4 separate regions of the Homo sapiens genome follow, and all the other regions are linked to region 4. The links are chromatin contacts, found by Hi-C or POLR2A ChIA-PET in ENCODE. All regions are on one chromosome and are shown on one strand. The core of a region is the stretch at or near the end of the contact, and the rest is flanking DNA. Distances in the headings are between cores, read along the strand shown.

What was found. A loop is a pair of places that touch in the nucleus more often than their neighbours do. ChIA-PET counts read pairs that join two places held with the same protein, here RNA polymerase II (POLR2A). Pooled maps may share reads with other maps.
Region 1: a loop to region 4 is called in a pooled map, with 9 times the contacts of the local background. The contact joins the promoter of ZNF24 here to the promoter of RNF125 in region 4. A Hi-C loop is called at or near these places in 5 of 50 pooled maps.
Region 2: a loop to region 4 is called in a map of CD8-positive, alpha-beta T cell, with 29 times the contacts of the local background. The contact joins the promoter of MAPRE2 here to the promoter of RNF125 in region 4. A Hi-C loop is called at or near these places in 2 of 168 maps with a recorded cell type or tissue (CD8-positive, alpha-beta T cell and naive thymus-derived CD4-positive, alpha-beta T cell) and 9 of 50 pooled maps. POLR2A ChIA-PET finds 5 or more read pairs at or near these places in 1 of 52 experiments (T-cell).
Region 3: a map of naive thymus-derived CD4-positive, alpha-beta T cell shows a loop between it and region 4 (8-fold over the local background). The contact joins the promoter of RMP24 here to the promoter of RNF125 in region 4. A Hi-C loop is called at or near these places in 1 of 168 maps with a recorded cell type or tissue (naive thymus-derived CD4-positive, alpha-beta T cell) and 7 of 50 pooled maps. POLR2A ChIA-PET finds 5 or more read pairs at or near these places in 1 of 52 experiments (activated T-cell).

What each region holds. Positions count from the first base shown.
Region 1 is chr18:35,342,872-35,346,289 of GRCh38, forward strand. ZNF24 (zinc finger protein 24) reads right to left here and starts at 1,549. Exons shown (of 4, transcript NM_006965.4): 1 at 1,489-1,549. It overlaps LOC124904283 (a long non-coding RNA gene), which reads left to right and starts at 1,183. Exons shown (of 2, transcript XR_007066337.1): 1 at 1,183-1,868. RefSeq lists an enhancer at 867-926 and a silencer at 1,607-1,776.
Region 2 is chr18:35,039,888-35,043,469 of GRCh38, forward strand. It overlaps MAPRE2 (microtubule associated protein RP/EB family member 2), which reads left to right and starts at 1,526. Exons shown (of 7, transcript NM_014268.4): 1 at 1,526-1,774. The coding sequence starts at 1,653. RefSeq lists an enhancer at 1,486-1,635.
Region 3 is chr18:35,971,225-35,974,766 of GRCh38, forward strand. It overlaps RMP24 (ribonuclease MRP subunit p24), which reads left to right and starts at 1,455. Exons shown (of 5, transcript NM_031446.5): 1 at 1,455-1,581; 2 at 1,661-1,683. The coding sequence starts at 1,505. It overlaps LOC105372066 (a long non-coding RNA gene), which reads right to left and starts at 1,227. Exons shown (of 4, transcript NR_188032.1): 1 at 1,174-1,227. RefSeq lists silencers at 942-1,236, 1,176-1,325 and an enhancer at 1,245-2,137.
Region 4 is chr18:32,017,062-32,020,351 of GRCh38, forward strand. It overlaps RNF125 (ring finger protein 125), which reads left to right and starts at 1,764. Exons shown (of 6, transcript NM_017831.4): 1 at 1,764-1,966. The coding sequence starts at 1,803. RefSeq lists enhancers at 1,086-1,958, 1,365-1,659, 1,959-2,831, 2,476-2,525 and a silencer at 1,365-1,659.

The DNA.
Region 1 (3,418 bases), core at 299-2,798, 3.3 Mb after region 4:
TACTAAGACGACAAACCCTATGTCAATAATCAAAAGAATCCAAGTAAGAACCAGACTACTTCAGTGCTTTCTAAATGTGCCTGACCCTGGAACGCATTATTTCCAATTCAGGATTGGTGTTTCCTGACACACACAAGTCAACTCAAAAGGAAGGTTCGCTTTATTATTATGTGCTTAAAAAAATTTTCTTTACCATTTAAAAAATATTTTTAAGGTGTTTAAGAACTCCTTGGACTTATATGTGAAAAAATGTTCACTTGCTGAGTAGCAGATCACATAATATTGAAAAGATCATATGTGAAAAACATCACATAATTTTGAAAAATTATCTTGCACATAATACGTAAATATTCAGTCTTCCACCACACCATACGTACATTTATATTTATAATGATAGGCATTAATCACAGAAACTTCTATTAAGAAAAGGCACTCGCATAAGCACCTTGACTTCCTGCAGTGGTCCAGTGTCTTGTCCTTACACTGGAGGACTCACAGTTTCCCCAGCTTCTACCTTCAGTGAAACTGTATACTGCTTCTGGACCTTTATTATTTGCACGATCATGCCCGTGCTGTTGTTTACGACACATACTAGCAATGAGCCATTCAGCCTATTTATTTATTCAGGGCCCAAAATCTGAACAATAACAACTTAAAAAAACTTATTGTAACCCAAGCAAGATGAAGACTAGAATCAGAAAAGGCCTTATCAGACAAGTAATACATACTGGTTTAATTAAATACCCTGGAGTGTGGTGGCCTTATACATAAGGTCTAGCCAACATTCATTCGTTCCTATTCCAAGACCCTGCTTATCAACGGTGCAAGTATTTCTACATAATTTTCTCTTCCTTTTATGCTGTAGAGCATACCGCTTGTGGGAAATGGAGGGAAGGCCCACGGTCCCGACAATGTTTGGGCAGGGTACCTCGTCCCAGGTGGATCGCCCACCTTACTGCTGCATAGACCTGCTGTGTATCCCGGCCCCGGCCCCGGCCCCGGCCCGACGTCCTCTAGCCCCTCTTCCCAGCACTCAGGACCGCGGATTTCAGATGACCAAAGGCCACCCTGTGACAACAGCGTCGGAACCACGGCACTTCCGCCTGCGGCCGGTGAGACTACAAATCCCAGAAGCCCCGCGCAAGTCTCGTCCCACTACCACCCCCTCCCATCACGACTCCCAGAACCCTCCGCGAGACGCCAGGGCCTCGAAATAGAACAAAACCGGCCGGTGGGGGAGGGGGAAGGTGAGGGTCTCGGAGGACACAGGGGGTTAGAGAGCTCTCTGCAAATGCCGAAGACCCAAGCAGGCCTGCCGCCTACCCCTCCCCGCCCCACAACTGCTAGGCGCGGAGACCGCGGCCTGTTCCCCGCGCCTCCCGGGAAGCTGAGGAAGGTCCCGGACAGGCTTCCCCGCCGGCTCCTGCTAAGAGGTCCGCAGACCCTAGCCCGGTGTCCCCCCTCCCTCTCATAACGTTCCCCGCACACCGGCGCAAACCTCCGGCTCAGGAACCGCAGCAGCTTCGCTGTCCACGGCAGACGCAGAAACGCCGTTCACAAGCCTTTTCCCAGAAGCCCCCGGCGCGGGCTGCTTCCGGTCTGCGGGCCTGAGGAGGCGGGGAGAGGTAAAGCCCACGTTGCCATGGAGAAGCGCCCCGGGCGGGGGAGGGGCGGCCCCACGACAATGACCGCATTGAGGCTGCGCTTGGCCTCGCGCCTCTCCTCGAACAGCCCAGCGTCCTCTGGACCGTTTAAAAGAAAACATAAAGAGGACTCTACCATTAAGATAGTCCTTACAATTTCGCAAGCCCTTTCACGTGCATTATCTTGTGGATCCTCTCAGTAATCCCCTGCAAGAAGGAATGAAAGTGAGTGTTTGTGAAAGCTTACTACATTGTGCCAGGCGCTCTCGTCGTGCTTTACATGTCATTTTTTTTTCCACAAATAAATGATGTAGGAACTTTCATTATCCCCATTTCACAGCTGAGATAGTTGAGGCACAAATACAGTAAATAACCTGACAAGAGCTCACAACTCATTTGTGGGTAGCAAGATTTGAAACCAAGACGTGATTCAAATCTTTGGCTCCCACTAGTTATGTCATGGAGCTTTATTCCGACCTATTTATCTGTCAGGAAAACTAGATAAGACAGGTTAAGAGTTTTGGCAGTGATGTCACGGTGAATTTGTAGAATGCATGGTCATCTTAAAGCTGGGCATTTTATACCATAAAACAACTGCTGACGCGATCATTTAAAATTACAAATCAGACCACTTCACTCCCCTATTTAAAGCCCTCCAATTTATGTCATAATAATTTATGACATAAAAACTCCTTATAATGGCCTGTAAGTCCCCTGTGGTCTGTTGCCTGCCCGCACCCCCAGACCCTGGCGCCCCCAGTCACCTCAGCTCCTCGGCTCATTGTGGCCCAAGATCCTCAGCCTCACCACCTGCCTTTCATGGCGCATGACCCTTCATGGCACTGTTATTAATGGAAGTGATCTCATTTATTTACTTGTTTTATTTTTTGTTTTGTTTTGTCTTTAAGTCCCTTAAGGGCAGGGACCTTGTCTGTCTTGCTCACCACAGTATCCCATCCTAGATCCTGGAAGCTGACTGCCTGGTAAATAGAGAACTCAATAAATATTTGTTGAATAAATAAATGAATTGTGGGATGGTTACATTGCTGCCTTTAGCTAGGTCACATGATTGGCATCAGACACCACACAAAGGAGCCCTGTTGTTTAAGGACTGGTCAAAAGTGTAGATCCAGCCTAACATAAGCATTTCAAGATCCTCAGGCTTTGACTTTTTGCCTCATTGGAGAAAATGCCCTCTGAAAAGTGCCGTCAGGCTCCGCTGGATTCGTGCATGAGAGAGCAAGTGAGCGAGCAGCTGATGGTATACCACTGCTTTTCATTCCGACCAGAGCTCTTCTCACAACCCCTGCTAACACTTCTCTCCATTGCAGGAAGCTTCAGAAGTACAGCCTTTTCACTCTGCTACTTGGATACGGCCCCTAAGCAACTTGGCTGCTCTTCCCAACCTTTCCCTCTTATCTGATTTGTAAAGGCTAGCTGAAGGCATTTTTGTTTTAAGAGTTTTTACATCTAATTAATGTTGGAAAACAAAAATAATAAATCTGAAACCTAACCTTGAGGAAGTTAAAAATGTTGCAAAATTTTACAAAACCCTTTTCCTGTGATTATATTGTTTGTTTTGTTTTTGAGACAGGGTCTTGCTCTGTCACCCAGGCTGTAGGGCAATGGTGCAGTCTTGGCTCACTGCAGCTTCAACCTCCCAGACTCAGTGATCCTCCCGCCTCAGCCTCCTAACTGGGCATTTTATACCATAAAACAGCTGTTGATGCAATCATTTAAAATTACAAATCAAACCACTTCATTCTCCTATTTAA
Region 2 (3,582 bases), core at 276-2,775, 3.0 Mb after region 4:
AGACCACTGCTGATAAGCAAAGAATCCTTCAAAATCTCTCCTGGCTGGGCGTGGTGGCTCATGCCTGTAATCCTAGCACTTTGGGGCGGGTGGACTGCCTGAGCTCAGGAGTTCAAGACCAGCCTGAGCAACTCGGTGAAACCCTGTCTCTACTAAAATACAAAAATTAGCTGGGTGTGGCGGCGTGCGCCTGTTATCCCACCTACTCAGGAGGCTGAGGCAGGAGAATTACTAGAACCCAGGAGGCGGAGGTTGCAGTGAGCTGAGATTGCGCCACTGCACTCCAGCCTGGGTGACAGAGCGAGACTCTGCCTCTAAAAAATAATAATAAAAAAAAAATCTCTCCTCTCTGGAGGACAGTACTGAACATATGCAGGGTCTTTTCAGTTTATAATCTAATCCGTAGACTGCACAGTGCTAGCAATTCTGTTCACAGTTATCTTTTCACAACAGTCATCTTGGAAGTACTTGATTCTTACCTTGATTTATAATATTTATTGAGCTCACATTACAGATCATTACTGTCCAGTCACATTGATAAAACCATGTCACTTGGAAGCTCCAGTTCACCACTCCTAGCTGTGTGACCTTAAGCAGTTTACTTAATCTTACTAGTTTACTCATCTTTAAAATGGGAATAATAATAGTATCTGTCACATAGCCAATATATTTGAAAGCGGTATTGCAAGGATATAGAACAGCTTGAATGTTAAGCACTTTCAAATACTAAGTGAGGTGATCACTTTTGTAATTCAAATGGAAATAGAATAAATGTCAATGAATTAATGATCTGTATCAGGAGGCAGCATAAAGAATTTGAATTGGAGGGTTTTGGGTAACTGGTAAAATGGTGGTTATCTTTTTTTAAAAGAAAAACCCTCTTTGGGGATTCCTTTGTACAGATGATCTCTTAATTTGCCATCTTTAATCCTCACATTATTAAAGGCTACATTGATTAGAAGGAAATACAGCTTCCTTGTAGGTTTTTAGCTTTTTGGCTTGTTTTTGGGGAGATGGTTGCTGCTATTTGGAGAAAGGGAGAAAGGCAGAAATTTTAACCTTAGTCTGATACCTTTTCTACAAGCTGGCCACCAGGTCCTTTTTAGGTTTTTCTGAAACCTGACCAAGTTTAATTGTCATGGCATAAAAACTTGGTATTGAAGGAGTTAAAGGGTCTCCCACACCCCTTTGCATGAATCGTTCTTTTGTGTACACAGCTGCAGTGGCAGCACGGGTCGGAAAGGAAATGGTTAGAGGAAGAGCTGGTTTTCAGACAAGGCGAGTCTGCGAGGGGGGCTGCAGGGTGGCCTGGGGTTTTACATGCCAGATGTAGGCCTGCCCCGGTGCCTGCCTGGAGCTGCTGGCGTGGTCACGCCGCGACCCTGTGCGAATTGAGGCGAGGTGATGAGTTAGCGGGTTGCCATGGCAACAGGCTGGCCACGTGACCAGGGTGCTGCTGCCGGCGCTCTGACGTCAGCTGCCAGAGGGCGGGGCCGCAGGAGGGCGGGGCGCGAGCGAGAGCTGGGAGAAGGCAGTGAGCGAGCAGGCGGCAGGCACGGTCCGTGCGGAGCAGGCGAGCGAGCGGGAAGACGCAGCCACCTTCCTCACCAGCCAGCCCACAGCGGTTTGTTCCCCTTCTCGGGAGTGCGCCAATGCCTGGGCCGACCCAAACCCTGTCCCCAAATGGCGAGAACAACAACGACATCATCCAGGATAATAACGGGACCATCATTCCTTTCCGGAAGCACACAGTGCGCGGGGAGCGTTCCTACAGGTAATGGGGCTGGCACGAGAGCAGCGCCGGGGACCGCCGTGAGGGCGCGCGGAAATCCAGCCCGTTATATAATGGAGCAGACACTGCCTGCGACCCCTGCTGCAGGCATGCATTTGTGAAGGCGGTTGTGATTATTTGGTATCTGTTTCCATGTGTCATGTTGGGTTTGCATTGAGGCTCCGCGACTGCAGATGGAAAGCATTTTGTGAATAGGTTTGCTGCCTTCGAGGGGTCTCCCTCCATCTCTTTCCTTCCACACTGATAAAAATGCATGCTGTTTTCCCCCGCTGTCCAAAGGGAGACAGGCAGTAGCACTTCCTTTCCTCCTTCCCTTTTAGATTTTAAAGGAGCCATTAGGTAGCAGTGCCAAAAGGCAGAAAACGGGAGGGTGGGGAGAAAAACGTTTGCGCTTAACCTGGAGAGTGTGCAGGAAAGATGGAATCCTCTAGATTAAGCTGCAGTCTGTGATGTTAAACCGCCAGATTGATGGAGCTTTGTAAGAATTCTGCTCGCTGATTGGTGCAGGGATTGACAGCAGAGGTGATAGTGTCAGACATTCACCAAAATTTTCTCCATAGAACCCTAGGTTTATTAGAAAGAGACTGGACTGCAAAGGACTTGAAAAAAACTGGGCGCTGTTATGCATTTTCTAAGGAGTTTATGGCCACCGCTTGGGTGGGGGAGCCTTTCCTTCTTATTTACAGTAGGAAGGTGATTCCTGGTCTTTTGCTGAGGTCTGTTTTGAGGATGGGACTGATCTTGGTCATTGTATTGTGAGCCTTTTGATTAATGAGTTGGCCTGTACGGTTGGCATCATTTTTACATTAACATATCTGGCAATATGTTCCAGTAGATAAGCTCATTAAAATTGTTTGCATTGTTTGATAAGGATAACAATGTAATGGAGAATGCAGCTAGAGTCTTATGCAGCTCAAGGCCAGACTTGAAGGGAGACTGATAGCTTCGGTCATATTTCCTCTGAAGTTCTTTTGTACTGGGGTAGTTATTTTTAAATGTTACCTTGATAAACGCTAACAATGCTTTTGCTTTGAGGCAGAGCACACATACCTCTAAAGCGCATCCTCTCAGCTGATGAGCAACAGGAAATAACTCTTTTTTTCCTTTTTAGAGCCGTCATCTAAACATTCAGATGGTATTATGGGTAGAATATTGTGTGTGTAAATGTTGCATATCACAAAATAGAACCAGAAAGTACCCTACTTCCTTTCTCTTTGGCCAAAGAAATGCAGTATTTGTTGACTCAAAAAAAAAAAAATTATAAGCAACCTTTGCCCTGTCATCTCTGGCAGTTACATAAATACTTGGAGTTAATTTTGGCTGTGCCCATGAGGTCACCAAAATCTCATGCCTTATGGTTCCAACTAATGTGTTGATATGGCATTCTTACAGATTTCAAGTGCTTGTTATTCACTTAATGTAAATCAAAATTCCTCCACAACTTCTGGAGATATCCTTTCAGAGACCCTGTGATTGGAAATTTGGGCCTCTTCTCCTCTTACTCCTCCACCTTTTTCCTCTGTGACCATCCCAAAGCCTAAAAATAGAATTTAAAAACAAAAAACTTGAAGTGATTTTAAATCTCACTAGTTTGAACTTTTTTTGTAGAAAATAAATTTGAAGCCTTCATTTTCTAAATGATTTAATCCCTGCTGTGTAGGTAGCAGTTGCTTTTAAGACAGAATTCGAATTTTACCCCACGGGCCAAAGGAAGTTGCCTGGTTGGGTTTTATTACTCATGTAAACTAACTTGAAACGGCAGTGGAAAATCATTTGACAGAAAGGTTAAA
Region 3 (3,542 bases), core at 205-2,704, 4.0 Mb after region 4:
GAACCCTTTAACCCAGCCCAGGAATTCAAGAATGCAGTGAACTGTGATCACACGACTGCACTCCAGCCTGAGCAACAGAGTGAGATCCCATCTCAGATAAATAAATAAAGCAGGCTAAATAAGGGTCCACTATCCAGAACATACACATTAAAAGAACCTTACAACTTATCAACAAAAAGACAACTCCAATAAAAAATGAGCAAAGAACTTAAACAGCCAAAGATACATAAATTGCCAACAAGCACATGAAAAGCTGCTCAAAAGCATCAGTAGTCAGGGAAATGTTAATCAAAACCACAATGAGATGCTACATCATACTCACTAGGAAGGCTAGATTTAAAAAAAAAAGAAAAAGAAAAGCAAATGTTGGTGAGGATACGGAGAAACTGGAACCCTCATTAAGCACAGAATTACTACATAACCCAGCAGATCTACTCTTAGGTATTATACCCCGAAGAACAGAAAAAAGGCACTCAAACAAATGCATGTACACACATGTTCACAGCGGCATTCATTCATAACAGCCAAAAAGTAGAAACAATTCAAACGTTCAACTGATGAATGGATAAACCATTGTGATACCGCCATACAATGGAATATTATTCAGCCATAACAACGAATGAAGTACTGATACGTGCTGCAAGGTGGATGAACCTGATACATTATGCTAGGTGAAGGAAGCCAGACACAAAAGGTCGTGTGTATGATTCCATTTACATGAAATGCCCAGAATAGGTAAATCCATAGAGACAGAAAGCGGACTGGTGGTTGCCAAGGCCTGGGAGGGAGAGGAGGATTGGCCGTAAGTGCTTCATGGAGTTGGCTGTCCTTCGGCGAAATATTTTGGAAATAGCAGAATGGTGCTTGCACAACATTGTAAATTTACTAAACGCCACTGAATTGTTCACCTTAAAATGGTCAATATTACGTTATGTGAATTTCACTTTAATTACAAAAAGAGAAACGCTAGCGTTTACGCAGGCGGAGGGCAGGCTGGACTGGGGACGCTCCTCCCGGCCGCCTCGTTGCTGGCAGCGCTTCCGCCCGCCGGCGCACCAGTCAGTACCGCGCCCGGCGAATGTGGAGGGCGAAGCTGCGGCAGGGCAATCACAAAAGGGCTGTCAGAGAGGAGGCGAGGCGGGAGGAAGATGGAGAGGCGGGTGGGAGCCTCACCTTTGGACTCTATCGCCACAGCCCGGTCTAGCCGCTACGCCCGAGCTCAAGTCTGACTCGAAACTCCGCTGGGTGCCTGAGAGGACCCGGCAGGCCAAGGGGTGGAACTGAGGGGGCGGGGACGCGGCGGGCGGGTGGGGCCGCCTCCCGGCTGGGCACGCCTCCAAGCCAGACTGGACGCGAAGGAAACCGGAACCTGTCTGCCTACGGTGCCTGTTTCCGGAAGCAGCTTGAGTCCGGACACCAACGACGGGGACGCTGGGAAGCCGACTTCCGGCGCCCTATTTTCTCACCTGGTTCCCGCGGCGAGCCAGCGGCAGCGGCGGCGGCGATGAGACAGAAGCACTACCTTGAGGCTGCAGCGCGGGGACTGCACGACAGCTGCCCGGGCCAAGCCCGCTACCTCCTGTAAGAGGACTGGAGGGGAAGCGGGAGGCGAGCGGGTAGGTGTTCCTTTGCTCCTCACAAGTCTCTTTCTCTTTTACAGCTGGGCCTACACTTCGTCGCACGGTAAGAAGAACGCCTGTCTCTTGTGCTTTGGGCTCTTGTCGCCCCGCTTTCCTCTGTTCCGCACAACGCTCAAATAAGGCCGATGGACTCACTTCCCTCCATAAAAACAACAACAACAAAGCCCGCATGTGTCTCGGTTTCGTGAAAAATCCAAATTCTTTAATGTGCCTTGTCTTGCTTTGTTAGCGGCATTTGACACATTGATCAGTCTTGAAATAGTTTCCTCCCTTGGCTTCTAGGTCATTACGTAGTTCACCTCTTCATTTATTACTTCTCGATTTGCTTTGCTGGTTCCTCCTAATCTCCCCAAGCTTTAAGTATTGTCGTGGCCCAGTACTCAGCCCTTGGACCTCTTTTCTAGGCACACTCGCTTCCTTGGTGACAGTTTTTCATCCAATCTCATGGCTTTTAAATACCATATACTGAGGACTTACAAATGTATATACTCAGCGCAGACCTCTCCTCTGAATTCTAGACTCATATATCCGAATGTCTTCTTGACAAATTCTTTTCAATGTCTAGTAATTCAAACTTAGCTAATATGTCCAAAACCTGAGCTTTAACCCCCAACAAGATCCTCCAGTTTTTCTCATTTCAGTAAATAATTCCATTCTTCCCTTACAGTTATTGAGCCCAAAAACCTTGGAGCTATTCTTGACTCCCTAACTCTCTCTCCTCCCCCAGGCCAGTATGCGAGCAAATCCTGTTGGCTTTAAAATGTAGCCAAAATCAGCCAGGAGCGGTGGCTCACCCCTGTAATCCCAGCACTTTGAGATGCAGAGGCGGGCGGATCATTTGAGGCCAGGAGTTCGAGACCAACCTGGCCAACATGGCGAAACGCTGTCTCTACTAAAAATACAAAAAAATTACCTGGCATGGTGGTGCACGCCTGTAATCCCAGCTACTCGAGAGGGTGAGGCATGAGAATCTCTTGAACCCGGGAGGTGGAGGTTGCAGTGAGCGGAGATGGCGCCATTGCACTCCACTCCTCACCACATCCATTGCTACTACCCTGCTCCAGGCCATCACCAGCTCTCTCCTGGATTAATAAAAGTGAAAGTCCTTTAAAAGGATTGTAAGGCCCTGTGTCATAGACCTGCATACCTCTCTGACGTACTCTTTCCTTCACGCAACTCCAGTCACACTAGGTCTCCTTGCTTTTCTGTTTCAGGGCCTTTGCAGGTACTCTTCACTCTGCCTGGGATTCTTGCCTCACATATCTGCTTTCATGTGAATCCTCCATTTCCCTCTGGTCTCTATAATATCACTCAATGAAGCTTTCCCTAGCCACCTATTTAAAATTACAGTAACTCCATCAATACTTCTATTCCCCCCTCCTATCTTACTTTTTTATTCCCAGCACTTAACATTTGACGTTGTTATATTTATTGTATGCCTCGGTGAATTGTCCTTTGTTCACTGCTGTGTCTCCAGCACTTAGAACAGTGCCTGGCATTCTTAATTGTCACTTAGTGAATATGAATGAGTTTCACATTTGGCAGAGCTAAGTTTAAGTGTGGTCTTTAGCTTTATAAGTGCTGTTGCATCCCTGGCACTTAGCACAGTGCTCAACAGTAGATACTATTCATTGTGCTAATTATTTAAAAAAAGAAACAAAATCGCAGTGCAATTTGTTATTTTGTGGTAAATGCATTGGTAAAATTGGTGAAACATAACAGCCTTTTAAAACTTAGTAGCAAGTAATGAGAAGTGGCTAGATTTAGGATATATTTTAAAGCCTACAGGATTTGCTAGCATAGGTTGGAGATTTGCCTATCTGTTGCTGAAAGGAGTGAATGGATGGAATTGTAGTATTTTGCAAGGTAAATTACTGCCAATTTATCTTTTTGTAAATTTTC
Region 4 (3,290 bases), core at 514-3,013:
TGGGACTACACGCATGTGCCACCACACCTGGCTAATTTTTGTATTTTTAGTACAAAAATTTTTACTAAAGAAATGTATTTCTAGTAGAGACGGGGTTTCACTATGTTGGCCAGGCTGGTCTTGAACTCCTGACCTTGTGATCCACCTGCCTCGGCCTCCCAAATTGCTGGGATTTCAGGCGTGAGCCACTGCACCCAGCCTGTTTTGGTTTTTTGAGACAGGGTCTCCCTCTGTTGCCCAGGCTGGAGTGCAGTGGCATGATCTCGGCTCACTGCAGCCTCCACCTTTCCGGTTCAAGCGATTCTTGTGCCTCAGCCTCCCAAGTAGCTCACACCCAGCTAAGTTTTGTATTTTTAGTAGAGACAGGGTTTCACCATGTTGGCCAGGCTGGTCTCAAACTCCTGACCTCAGGTGATCTGTCCTTCTTGCCTCCCAAAGTGCTGGGATTACAGGCGTGAGCCACTGCCCCGGCTTGGTTTGTTTTTTGAGACATGGTCTCACTCTGTCGCACAGGACGGAGTGCAGTAGTGTGATCTTGGCTCCCGTGCTCAAGTGATCCTCCCACCTCAGCCTCCCAAAGTGCTGAAATTACAGGCGTGAGCCACGGTACCCGGCCTATATCTCCTAATTAAAAGTAAAGCCTGGGTGAAGTTTATGGCCTGCTAAATACGTACATGTATTATATGCGTTATTATATCCCATGTGTTATATTATATATTATTGTATATGTGTATTATATACTATGTACTATTCTTACAACTGTATGTGAATCTATAATTATCTCAAAGTTTTGTTTTTGTTTTTTAAAGTAAGTTCTGTGAGAACTGGGATTTTGTTTGCTTGTTGACGATTGTGTCTTCATCACTAGAACCGAGTCTGGCGTGCAGTGGGCACTAAATAAGTCTTCGTAAAAAGTGTAAATTAACGCCCGGCTAATTTTTGTATTATTAGCAGCGACGGGGTTTCACCATGTTGGCCAGGCTGGTCTCGAACTCCTGCCCTCAAGCAGGAGTTTCAAGCCCGCCTCGGCCTCCCAAAGTGTTGGAATTACAGGCGTGGGCCACCGCGCCTGGCTGATCATGTTTAAAGGGCGGGGTGGGGAGCGTACAAACAACAGAGGAAATCCTGAGCCGCAGAGGAAACTGGAGATGGCAGGGTTTAGCACTAGAATCTCTGTAGGAGAGGTAAGATTGGAATCCTAATCTCCAGGACTCTTTCCACTACCCAGGCTATCTCTCCATTAATGGACTATTGATTGGATGACAGAGTAGCGATAGCACCGTCTTAGGAGACGCCCAATCATAGGTCATAGGTCATTTTTGCAGCTTATTGTGATGACAACAGTGGAGGATGGTCTTCCACTTCACCTTAAAAGCGGCTGTTCTCTGATTATCATTAAGCATGGCCACGCCCGCACTTAACTTCTGACAGTGGGGAAAGCAGCTGTGTGTGATAGCTTGGAAGGTTTACTGCTGCCTCAAGTCCTCTTCTCTGCAGTTGAGGTTTCAGGTTTCAATCCTCCCAATACCACAAGACAGAGCACGGGGCGGCTGCCGCCTCCGCCTCCGCGCCTTAACCTAGGCGGCTTGCCGAAGATCTCAGCCCCGCGGCCGCGCGCTCGCCCTGCCCTAGACCAGGGTTGGGCGCAGCGGCGGAGGTGGCTTCTGGGCTGCGCGAGCTGGGAGAGCTGGGAGGCGGCGATCGCAGCTGGGCCGGGACTTCCTTCCTCCACCGCACGGCAACAAAACAACCCTGCGGCAGGCACTGAGTGCTTCGCAGCTGTCTGGGCGAGAGGCACAGCGATGGGCTCCGTGCTGAGCACCGACAGCGGCAAATCGGCGCCCGCCTCTGCCACCGCGCGGGCCCTGGAGCGCAGGAGGGACCCGGAGTTGCCCGTCACGTCCTTCGACTGCGCCGTGTGCCTTGAGGTGTTACACCAGCCTGTCCGGACCCGCTGTGGCCACGTGTAAGTTCCAGGGGAGCTCGGTTTGCGCCCACCCCTAAGGAGGGCGATGTGGGGAAGCTGAGGGCATGGTGTGGGGAAGGAGGGGGACGGAAGACAGCCTCTTAGGAAATTGCTGCAGGGAGAAACCTGGACCCGTCGGATGCAGGACCACGGGGAAAACGCGGGTCGGAAGGTGACACAGGATTTCGGGAGGAGAAAAAATAAACAAGCGGGTCCTGTAGCCCCCTTGCGCTTTCAGCTCCCGAAGCCCAGGTGCGGAACTCCAGAGAAGGGGATCCAGGCACGGGTCCCGCCCAGAGCCAGGGCTCGCCAACTGGGGAGGGTGCTCTTGGCTGGAGAACCAGCGCTCGCCCAGGCACGGAAAGGAAACGAGCTCCAGCTACAAGGCAGGGGCTCCCGCAAAGCGCAGTTACCCCGCTGAACACGGTAGAACGGGCTGCGCTTCCCTCTGCCCCAGAAACCCGGGTCCGTTTTGTTTTGCTGGAGCTGTGCACGTGTTCCCAGAATGCCCACAGAGGCTCGTCTTAAGCAAACAAGGATCTGTGCAAAGTGTCTTTCCACCCCCACCCCTGCTACCCTTTCCCAACACAGACACCCAGCCCCTCAAAGGGCAAGTCAAACTGGAGCTTCCGAGTGACTTTCCACAGTTGTTAGAGTTTAACAACCTGCTAGGGTGGGGCTTGGACGTTAGCCGCCAAGCCCCTGAATGTACTCCTTCAAAACCCAGCCACAACGTAACAGGAGGTGGCAGGCTACCTGCTTTACGCACGGTCTCTCCAAACCGGCGGAAATTACAGAGTAAAATAACTTTCTCAAAACCGCATAGTACTTAGCTAAAACTCACAGTTGGTGCAAAGCCGTGGTCGTTTCTAAGAAGAATTTAAAAACAAAGTCCCTATATAAAATTGGCACATCCTTAATGTGTGTTTGAATAACTGGTGGAGTTGGAGCTGTGAATTTGTGCTCTCTGTTTACTGTGTGTGTGTGTGTGTGTGTGTGTGTGTGTTTGAGAGAGAGAGAGAGAGACGTAGTCTGGCTCTGTCGCCCAGGCTGGAGTGCGGTGGTGCTATCTCGGCTCACTGCAACCTCCGCCCACTGCAACCTCCGCCTCCCAGGCTCAAGTGAGTCTCCTGCCTCAGCCTCCCGAGTTGCTGGGATTACAGGCGCCCACCCCCACACCCGGCTAGTTTTTGAATTTTGAGTAGAGATGGGGTTTCACCATGTTGGCCAGGCTGGTCTTGAACTCCTGACCTCAATTGATCCACCCACCTCGGCCTCCCAAAGTGCTGGGATTAAAGGTGTGAGCCACTGCACCCAGCCTTCT